Linked DNA regions of Homo sapiens: region 1 is linked to region 2. Evidence: chromatin loops called from intact Hi-C (ENCODE). Cell type or tissue: gastrocnemius medialis. All regions are shown on one strand. Each heading gives the region's core, and the rest is flanking DNA. Links, peaks and the distances in the headings are about the cores only. Region 1 overlaps LOC105374122 (a long non-coding RNA gene). Region 2 has its middle 540 kb from the start of EPHB1.

What was found. Hi-C counts contacts between places; a loop is a spot of excess contacts. Peaks named below come from ENCODE experiments on the same cell type or tissue, not always from the same donor. Only the 100,000 strongest peaks of a DNase experiment are listed, where the experiment ranks them.
Region 1: it touches region 2 in a loop (2.2-fold over the local background); 1 of 110 quality-filtered maps calls a loop at or near these places.

Annotation. Positions count from the first base shown.
Region 1 is chr3:135,391,911-135,397,296 of GRCh38, reverse strand. All of the region lies in intron 4 of LOC105374122 (a long non-coding RNA gene), which reads left to right. Among named protein-coding and RNA genes, the nearest start is that of PPP2R3A, 570 kb to the left of the region's middle. In gastrocnemius medialis, for the core only: no CTCF peak of the experiment used is centred there; no DNase peak of the experiment used is centred there; H3K27ac peaks cover 1,458 bases.
Region 2 is chr3:135,334,398-135,339,783 of GRCh38, reverse strand. No RefSeq gene overlaps it. Among named protein-coding and RNA genes, the nearest start is that of EPHB1, 540 kb to the right of the region's middle. In gastrocnemius medialis, for the core only: no CTCF peak of the experiment used is centred there; a DNase peak (open chromatin) is centred at 2,423.

The sequences.
Region 1 (5,386 bases), core at 71-5,070, 58 kb before region 2:
GCTACCTGAATTTAAACTATACTACAAGGCTACAGTAACCAAAACAGCATGGTGCTGGTACCAAAACAGAGATATGGACCAATGGAACAGAACAGAGCCCTCAGAAATAATACCACACATCTACAACTATCTGATCTTTGACAAACCTGACAAAAACAAGAAATGGGGAAAGGATTCCCTGTTTAACAAATGGTGCTGGGAAAACTGGCTAGCCATATGAAGAAAGCTGAAACTGGATCCCTTCCTTACACCTTATACAAAAATTAATTCAAGATGGATTAAAGACTTAAACATTAGACCTAAAACCATAAAAACCCTAGAAGAAAACCTAGGCAATACCATTCAGAACATAGGCATGGGCAAGGACTTCATGTCTAAAACACCAAAAGCAATGGCAACAAAAGCCAAAATTGACAAATGGGATCTAATTAAACTAAAGAGCTTCTGCACAGCAAAAGAAACTACCATCAGAGTGAGCAGGCAACCAACAGAATGGGAGAAAAATTTTGCAATCTACTCATCTGACAAAGGGCTAATATCCAGGATCTACAAAGAAGTCAAACAAATTTACAAGAAAAAAACAAACCCCATCAAAAAGTGGGCAAAGGATATGAACAGACACTTCTCAAAAGAAGACATTTATGCAGCCAAAAGACACATGAAAAAATGCTCATCATCACTGGTAATCAGAGAAATGCAAATCAAAAAAACAATGAGATATCATCTCACACCAGTTAGAATGGCGATCTTTAAAAAAGTCAGGAAACAACAGGTACTGGAGAGGATGTGGAGAAATAGGAACACTTTTACACTGTTGGTGGGACTGTAAACTAGTTCAACCATTGTGGAAGACAGTGTGGCAATTCCTCAGGGATCTAGAACTAGAAATACCATTTGACCCAGCCATCCCATTACTGGGTATATGCCCAAAGGATTATAAATCATGCTGCTATAAAGACACATGCATACGTATGTTTACTGCGGCACTATTCACAATAGCAAAGACTTGGAACTAACCCAAATGTCCAACAATGATAGACTGGATTAAGAAAATGTGGCACATATACACCATGGAATACTATGCAGCCATAAAAAAGGATGAGTTCATGTCCTTTGTAGGGGCATGGATGAAGCTGGAAACCATCATTCTCAGCAAACTATCGCAAGGACAAAAAACCAAACACCGCATGTTCTCACTCAGAGGTGGGAATTGAACAATGAGAACACTTGGACACAGGAAGGGGAACATCACACACTGGGTCCTGTTGTGGGGTGGGGGGTGGGGGAGGTATAGCATTAGGAGATATACCTAATGTAAATGACAAGTTAATGGGTACAGGACACCAACATGGCACATGTATACATATGAAACAAACATGCATGTTGTGCACAGGTACCCTAGAACTTAAAGTATAATAAAAAAAAATTTAAAAAAAAAAAGAAAAAGAAAAAAAAAAAGAATTATCCAGGCCATAGGACAGAATGGTAACACCCATAGGTTTTTGGACTTTAGCTTATGTGTGAGTCTCAGCTCTGCCCTATTACAGCTGTAATACTCACTATGAAGTACCATTGTCTAATCCTCAACAAAATGAGGATGACAGCGGAATTACCATCAGGCTGGAATGAGATAGTGCCTAACATGGGATAAGACTCAGTGAATGATACTGTTATTACCAGTGGCTTGTCCCAGGTCACAAAATAGCAAATGGTGGAAGTGGAATTTGAATCTGAGCCTTTTGATTCCAAGTTTATTAGCTAACACACCTAATCAGAATTTGTAATTTCTCACTTACATAAATCTTAATTCATTCATCAAATATTTATTGATGACCACTACACCGGCCAGGTTCTGAGGTATAAGGGATGAAGTAAACACAGATTTGTTCTCAAAAAAAGGTTGACATCTAGTGAGAGACAGAGAAAGAGACACCAGAATGCATTGTAGCCCCACAGGATCCGTGACTGAGGCCTGCCTGGGATACAGTGGATACACTGGGGAAACTGAGATAGTCAATGAATTATAGCTCTTGGTTCAGGTACAGAGACTGTGAAGCCAGAACTAGGCTTTGAGGGTTGTGTAGGTATCAGAAGGGTTGAGAAGAAAGGATGGTAGATGGGGGTGGGAGAGGCTTTTCTGGCAGTACTGGTGATATGGGATAGATGTGTGGCTGGCATATAGTATAGGTGTTTTGGGGGACACAGAGGGAGGGAGGGCATGGAAAGTGTGAGGCCAGAGGAGTGGGTGGATATCAAGTCATGAAGAATCTCCTATGTCCTGCTGGAAGCGCTTGTCCTGCTGCAAGGTTTGCATTTTGCTCTATAGAGAATGGAGAACCATTGAATAGATTTTAACAAAGCAGTGTCATCATCAGATTATAATTTTAGTGGGCTTTAGAAGAGACCAGTATGTAAGAGGAATCACAGGGTGAGGAACTAGACTAGGGAAAAGAGCAAGGACCCAGATTCCAAGCAGGGTGTGCTGAATCTCAAGAGCTGGGACTATAAGCCCCTGCCCTGGGGTGCACCCTCATGGTGAGGTAGGAGCATGAGGGGAAAAGAGGCTGTGAGAGCAGGAGACTGAATTAAGGGCTGGGGGTTCACGAAATCACAAATGGGAGAATGCTCAGCAATCTTAAAATCCAGGGCTGGGCCACAGAGCAGCCTGTAGGAGTGGAGTGTGAGTGAAAGAGGTGATAATCAAGGAGAAGGAACCTTGAGGCTAGAGGTTTTATGAGCAGGGACATTTAGGTCCACAGTGAGGTAAACTTGAAGTGAAAATTCAAAATGGAAGTCAGGTGCCAATATTTTAATATTTGAATAACCTTCAGGTCAGTAGACAGCACAAGGAGAAGTGCTTGGATCACCTCTGGATCCAAGGAGAGCTGGGGTGTAGGAGAACGAGCTGCCTCCCCTCGAGAAAACCTCCAGAAACAGTATCCTTGCAAGACACTGGAGGTGAAAGCAGAGACCCAGATTTTAGATGAGTCAGAAAATGAATAGAGTGACCATGAAGAGGTTAAGGCTATAGGAAAATTCGTTTATAATAAACTGGGGGTTCTGGAGGACACCCCAGGAGAACTAAAGGGAAGTCAGTAGTTAAAGCAGGATAAAAAGACATGTTCCTATTTTTTCCCATGGCCCTTGGCCTAATTTAATGCTGTTGTGTTTGGCTGACTTCACTCTCTTTTGTGAAACTCTTTTCTATTTTTGTCTTCCTAGCGTGACTCTCTCCTGGTTTATTGTCTGTCTCTCAGGCTGAGACTTATTTATTTTCATCCACTAGATTTTTATTGAAAAACTTCTTTGTGCTTCCTGGCCCCTTCTTCACTCCTCTCTTGTTAAAAACAAGTTCTTTGACTCTTTTCATGTTTCACTCCACTGACTCTCACTCTTGGGCACTGTAAATGTTCTCATGGCTTCCATTCCTACCCGTGTATGTGAATTCTATGTTGAGCTCAGAGCTCTCTCTGAGCTCCGGCTTACATCTCATCGACATCTCCACCTGGATGTCTGAAGCCCCTGCATCCTCCAGAGTGCCAGATTCCCCCACACTGCCCATCAAGGCTGCTTCTCCTCAGATGTCCTCTCTCCATGAATAGCTCCCCACCCAGTCGCCCTAAAGCACAAGAAAGATATAAATTCCAAGAGGTCAAGAATTTTTATCTCTTGTTTACTGATATACCCACAGGACCCAGAACAATAATGCCTGGCACAGGATAGGTGCTCAAAAAACATTTATTGAATGAATGAATGAATGAATGAGTGAATCAATCAATCAATCCTTGGTTCCCCCTCTCATAACTGCTCACATCCAATCAGACGGTTTTGCTTGATTCTTCTCTGAAACCCATTCCCCCTTCTTGAGCACTTCAGCCTTTCATAATTCACACTGTATAATTTTCCTACAGCAGCGTCCACCTTCCTGGAACTCCTGCCAGGTGGCTTTGCTGCAGTCTACACTCCACGCTGCCACCAGGGGAATTTTAATAATTAACAGTTAGTTCTCAAAACATTTAGGATTGCAGGGCACCTGGAAGTCAGTACTTTACTCTCTGCAGAACACCATGAAATATTATTCTTCTTAATAATACCACACAACCATTTTGTAGGACTTTATGGCATTTCCCACAGAGGGTTCTGCAGAACAGAAGCTCCAGAAAGTGCTCTGAAAAAGGTTTCCATGATCAAATGTGTCTAGAAAAGTGGAACACCCAATCCCTATCTCGAGGAATCATACCACACATGTGAGTGTCATAGAAGTTGATCATTTCGAAAGTAAAAATTTTAAAGTTTAACCTTTTGAAATCGAGCATTTCCCCCCAGTTTTTGAAAAACAGAAAAGTTCTGGGTAATTCCAACAAATGGCTAACAGGATTATCATTCTGTGAAAATTATTTTGGAAACAGAGAACTATACTCTTTTAAAGTGGGTCTTGCCTTTGTCAAAAACACATTTTTAGAAACCACATTTTGGCAGAATAAACATAATAAACATGAGCCCAATGATCAAATCTACTGTCAAGATGAGGCTGGCAGGCTGCACAAAGCTGATGTTGGATGAGACCTGGCCTCTTTAGCTTCAACTAGTGATCAGTGGTTGAGAGGTGCTGCCAGCTCCAAAGTTTAAGGAAATGTGATGGAAAAAGAATTTCAACTTTTTGAAAAATTGCACCCATTAACTTAATCTTTGGAAAGAAATAGATGATTATTTTATGTGTGTGGTGGACTTCTTGATCTAGCTGAAAAACCACAAATCATCAGCTGCATATTGAGAGAACAAGTGCACTGAAATACATATGAGACTATACCCCTGACATGCAGAAAATACACACCGTGACCTGCTTTTTGGTTGTTCCCCATGTCCAGAGGACTCAGATGTGCCGGAGTCTGTCACCATGAATCTGTAACTGGCCCTTCGTGTATCCTGTTTGACAGCTTTGCTGACTCAGCCACCTTGCCACATCTCCCTGTCCCTCAGATGCCACTGTTTGCCCAGTGCTGGAAGTCAGAGTGGCAAATGTGAAACTCTCCTGTTAGATGCTAATGGGTTGATAGTTTTGGGGTCTCAAGTGAGATCCTTCCACATCCCACACAGTCAGCAGGTTGACTGTGTGTTCAATTTACACTAAAATTGATGCGCTTTTTTTTCCCCAGGCTGTGGGGAAGATATTTTAAGAAGGACAGTTCTAAATTTCTCAAATTCCATGTCTTATGCCGGTGGTTCTAAGACTGGTGGCTCCAAATCCTTGAACCTAAGTGACATAAAGGTGAGAGACTAAGAATTATTTCCTAGTTTCAAAAGGTCAAATGATCAACCATACACTAGTACATTAAAAAGCCACTTCTGGGTCATCCATTAAGACCATCAGTATGTTCACACGTTT
Region 2 (5,386 bases), core at 73-5,072:
TTCTCTCCTTTCTGATCTCTTCTTCCATTCTTTTATCTCCTTTTTCTGATTCTGATCCTTCTCTCCCTCTTATAAGGACCCTGGTATTTACATTGAGCCCTTGCATAATCCAGGATAATCTCCCCATTTCAAGACCCTTAACTTAATCACATCTACACAGCCTCTTTTATCATGTAAGATAACCTACTCACAGGTTCTGGGGACTAGGACATGGGCATCTTTTGGCCACTGTTCAGCCTACTACAACTGGTATCAACATTTTGCCATCTCCACTGAAGTGTGGAAACTTTCACTTCTATTTAGATCTCTTTACCTTCTCCACTTTTAAATATTGTCTCAGATGTCAGATGGTGTTATAATTTTTGTTTTAGTCATCAAATATGGTGTATAAAACACATGAGGAAAAGGGTAGTTAGCTGTGTGTACCCATCCATATATCTACTTTTTTCATTGTTCCGTCTTCCTGAAACTACATTATTTTTCCATTTTCTTGCCGTTCGAAGTATTTTCTTTAGCCAATCTTTAAGGATTTATATGCAAATAATGAATTCTTTCAGTTTTTCTGTGTCTGAGAATGTTTTCATTTTCCCTTCATTCCTGAAGAATAGTTGCACAGGATACAGAATTTGTGTTTTTACAATTATTTTCTGTCAGTATCAAAAAAATATTGTGCCACTTCTTTCTGGCCTCCATGGTTTCAAATGAGAAACCATCATTCCAATGGGTATTCCCATACAGGTAACTCATTGGCTATTTTCAAGATGTTTTCTTTATCTTTAGTTTTCAGAAGTTTAATTGTGATGTGCCTTGGCATGGATTTATTTGGGTTTATTTTCAGGGGTGTTCACTTAGATCCTTAGTTCTATACATTTGTGTCTTTTACCAGATTTGGGAAGTTTTCAGCCATTATTTTTTCAAATACTCTTTCTGCCCTACTCTTTCTCCTCTACATCTGGAATGGCAGTCACATGTTTAGGTTTAGAAAGCAGGTCTTGGACTACTTTGTAGGCTGTGGTTTCAAAAGCAGATTAATTTTCAATGTCTTTATGGTATTATTTTGGTTTTCTTAGTTTGTCTACTACCACTGGGGTTCCCATTGACGGTTGCTGATAAGGCCTTAGTGGGGCAGAAAGAGCTTCCTGAGGTGGGGCCACCAGGTATCCCTCAATAAGAGAGGAGTGTGGTAGAATCCCCTGACATCCCTTGCCCCACTTTACATCATCACACATACCCCCAGGTTGTCTTGGGTGGGAGATGGGATTCTAGGGCCGGGGGGAAAAAGAAGCTTCTGGAACCAGGCTGCTTGCTGGAGCTGGGTCCCTTGCCTCTTGGCCTAGGGTCTCTGGGCAGGAGAGGAGAGTCTTAACACATAGGGACAAAGGGGTTTCCCAAATCAGGCCACCTGCTGTAACTGCATCTCTCCTGCTAGCTTCACCTGCCAGCCCCTATACTTCTTGGTGGAAAAGGTGACCCTCAAGAATGGGAGTCGGAGCCGGGGGGGAAGAGTGCCTCCCCTGGCTGCTTATTTCTGGCAGGGCTTCTAATGAATTCCCCTTGCCAGTGGTGTTGGGTATGCCTCATGTTGTTAGGACTCTCGTTGGATCCAGAGGAAGAATGAGCCTTCTGTTGCCAGATTGGCGGCTGGAAAATACGAGGTTGGGGTAGCTTTCTTCTCTTGGGTGTGGGAATGCAAGACACTACCTCTTTGTTATTGGTCTAGTCTTAAAGTCCCAAACCAGTTCTTCTTTCTCTTACCACTTTTCAGAGTTCTTCTTCAGTTGTCTCTTGCTCTGTTTCCAGGGTTTATAGCTGTGCTTAGCAGGAATAAGGAGATAAAACAAGGCCTATGTCATCTTGTCCAACTAGAGTGACATTTTTTTTTTGATGATTTATCTTCATTGACTTTACTCTCTCCTACTGGAATGCTTATTAAATGGGTTTTGGATTTTGTTTTCTTACTTCACTTTTGAAAACGTTTACTCTTATGTTTTCCATCTCTGTCTTTTTGCTACAGAAGATTTTCTTATCTTCTCTGTCACTACTTTAGTTTTTATATATGTTTATTCCATTTTTTTGCCCAGCTATTTATCACTTCAATTTTCAGATTTCAAATTTTTAATCATGTTCCCCCCACCACCCCATGATTGCTCCTTCTTCTCTAATGAAGCCAAGAATTCAAATAAGAAGTACAATTTTAAAATTGCTTTCTTCTTGTTGTTTATATTTCTTTAATTTAATGTTGTTTTGGTTCATTTTGTCCTTCTACTTTCATGCTGTTGATTTTTCTTAAAGGTCTGGAGACTCTGGCTGACTTTCCACATTTATGAGTGAAGGGCACAGCTGTTTGGTATGGGTAGTGCATGAGGAACCCTTTCCTATTGTGGGTAAGGCATGGCAGGATGCCTGATGCTGAGCTTGACAGACAAGCAGGCTCATCTCATGATTTCCACCCCTGGCTGAATACAATAGACTTGACCCGTGTTGGAGTGGCACTGTTGCCAGGTCTCATTGCAGTTCATCTGCTGAGGAGGTTGGTTGAATTCCCAGTCTCTTCTCTCCACTTTTCTCAACATCCACACTGTGAGCTTCAGGGTGTCAGCTAGGTTTGGATGCTTCAGCCAGCTTCCTTGGACCTCAGGAAAGTATGGCGTCACCCAGCCCAGGGGATAACACCCCAGTGAACGCTGGTGGGTATTATCCCTGAGGGTTGTGCAAGCTGATCCACTTGGTGTGCAAAGAAAATCTTGGAACTTTTACCTACCTGAATGTTAGCTAAAATATGAAAGATATCAAAGCTTACTAATTTTAATATATGGATTGTCATACTAATTTTAATATGGATTGTCATTCCTGAGGTAAGAGGTAAGAGTTCCATAATCCACTTGTTTGCTTCTTTGATTGTCTTGTGATGAATTGCAGTTATATCTTCTTGGTTAAAGGGATTTATGGATAATATGTTCCATTAAAATAATCTAATCCTTGCAAAATGGTTAAGTAATTAAAATTTCTGGCATAGAAAATGTGGATCAAGGATAACTCAAAATGCCGACACTGGTAAACAACTAGAGAATAGCAAAGCTGATACTTCTAACCTTTATTCACCCCATTATGTGATGCAAATATTGATGATTTCATAAAATCCGATGAGAATTTGGCCCCATAAAGTTCAAAACTATCATGAAGACTATTTATTTTGAAGATAAATTTTCACTCATGATCATTAATGATTAATCTCACCCAAATATAAATTATGTTGAGATATTTGCTAATGAGAATAGCAATATGTATATTGCTATATATAAAAATATGTATATATTTATAAATACATTTACGTAAATTGTAGTTGTGTGCTTCATGTTTTAAAAAACATAATGAGTACATTTTTTAAAAAACATAATGAGTACCTGATTCAAAACAATGTAAAAACCACTGCTGTAGACAGTCCTCCAACTAATGATCCTGATTATCACTCCACAGCCAAACTCAAGCTGAGAGACCCTCTGGTGCTCCCCTGGGAGGAACTGCACTTACTGCTGCTAGAGCCTTCTCCCTTGTGGGTTTTGAGTTGCGACAATCCAGTCACATCTGTATTCCATTGTACATAAATTTTTTATCACTTCTGTTCCATCGATGACACGCTTCCTTATGTTTAAGTGCTGGCATGAATTTATTCTTTTTTGCCAAATGTTACTGACACTTTTGTGGGGTCCTGAGGGGAGAGGGGGCAATGCATATGCATAGGTCACCATCCCAAATCTAAAGCCAAAAGATTGCCATTGAATTTGCAGAACAAGAAACTTCCTACTGGCTAAAGTTTCCTTTGTAAACAATATTTTTAAAAAAATTTCTGTTGGTATTTAGTTAAACAAAAATCAAAACAAGCCAACATAACCTGACTCAGGAGCCAGGGACATGCAAGCTTGGATTTAGTAAGGCACTAAGAACTCCTGGAGCCCAGATGTGGCTTAGTCATGTTGTCCAAGGGTAAGGTGAGGCTGGTGAAGGGAAGGGCAAGTTGTTATTATCATTGGGGGGAGTGGGTGCTATTTAAAGGAAAAAAGGGAAAGACTATTTTTTTTTCCACCCAGGAAAATCTCTCCCACCAGTGTGTGGCTAACACCAGAATTAGAACCAAGCATTCTCTACCCACTCCTACCACAGCCATAATAAGAGTCACCTTCTGGTGCCCTTGCCTGCTACAATCCTTGGATGCTCCTGTGTTTGCTTTTAATGAGGGAGGCTGTTTCTTTACAAGGCCCTCCTATTGCTTTGGCTTTATGACACACACACTCCCTCCTAAATATGTCATGTAGCACATTCAAAATGAAAATGAATTTAAATTAATTGGGTTTGAGATTCCTTTTCAGAGAATTTCATGAGGGCTTTTGAAATAACAGAAGTGTCACAAACACAGGTTGGAATGCAGACATCGGGTACAAAGAGTATGCTAGAGGAAGACACAGTTGTCAAAAAGGTATTTTTCCCCCTGCAGTGACAGGTGGCTCTGACAGCTCTGGTTTGTCAGCAGGCAGACACATGAGGATGAGGGGATCATGAGGATGAGGGGATCAGAAATGAAAGATGCCGGTGGAAATAATTCCTTCCGTGGCTGTGAAGTGATCATGACTTTGCTGTATCATAACGTAGCTCTGAAGACAGGATCAAAATGAAATCTCTCAACCTGAAGAAGAAATTTCTACCTGATAATGTCCTCCCTGCAGGCCTTTCTATATCTGCTGGTGTCCTCTGAGAGTGAGTGGGAAGGGAAAAGACTGAGGAGATGACCAGCTCAGGTCCATGAATTTCTAGAGGAGGCTGCTTCAGACAGGGTGTGATTTTCAGTCTTGTCTGTGTCTCTGAGAATATGGTCCCAGGGAGGCTGGAGTATCTAATAGGGTTGTAGTAGGTTGTAGTCTCCAGGCTCCGGCACCAGAAAGAGACCTACCTTTCAAATCAAGAGGTGCTGACGCAATATGACGGTCCATTTGTCCTAGGCCCTTCCTCGCCTTCTAAGGGTTGCTGATTGTAGGAAGGGTATTCATTTTATTAGAAAAGATGGTCTTCAAAAATTGTTCTCTCCTTAAGGCTTCTGGAAATAGCTGATGGCTAGTATAGTTACTTTTCTAAGTGAACAGAGGCTGAAGAGAGGGTCTCTGCCTTGGGGGCATCAGGCCCATGTAAGTGTAAGGTTACCACGAGGGAAGGAGAGGGATTACAAGCAAGTTTATAGACTGAATGTTGAAGCCACCAGCCTCTTCTCACTTTCAGGTCTCAGAACCTCAGCAGCTAGATGTTACCTTCCAGGAAGGAGATCAGAAGAATCTTGTCTGGGCAATCTGACCAGACTAGGAGGACAAATTGAAGGATAATGAAATTGAGGATGCCC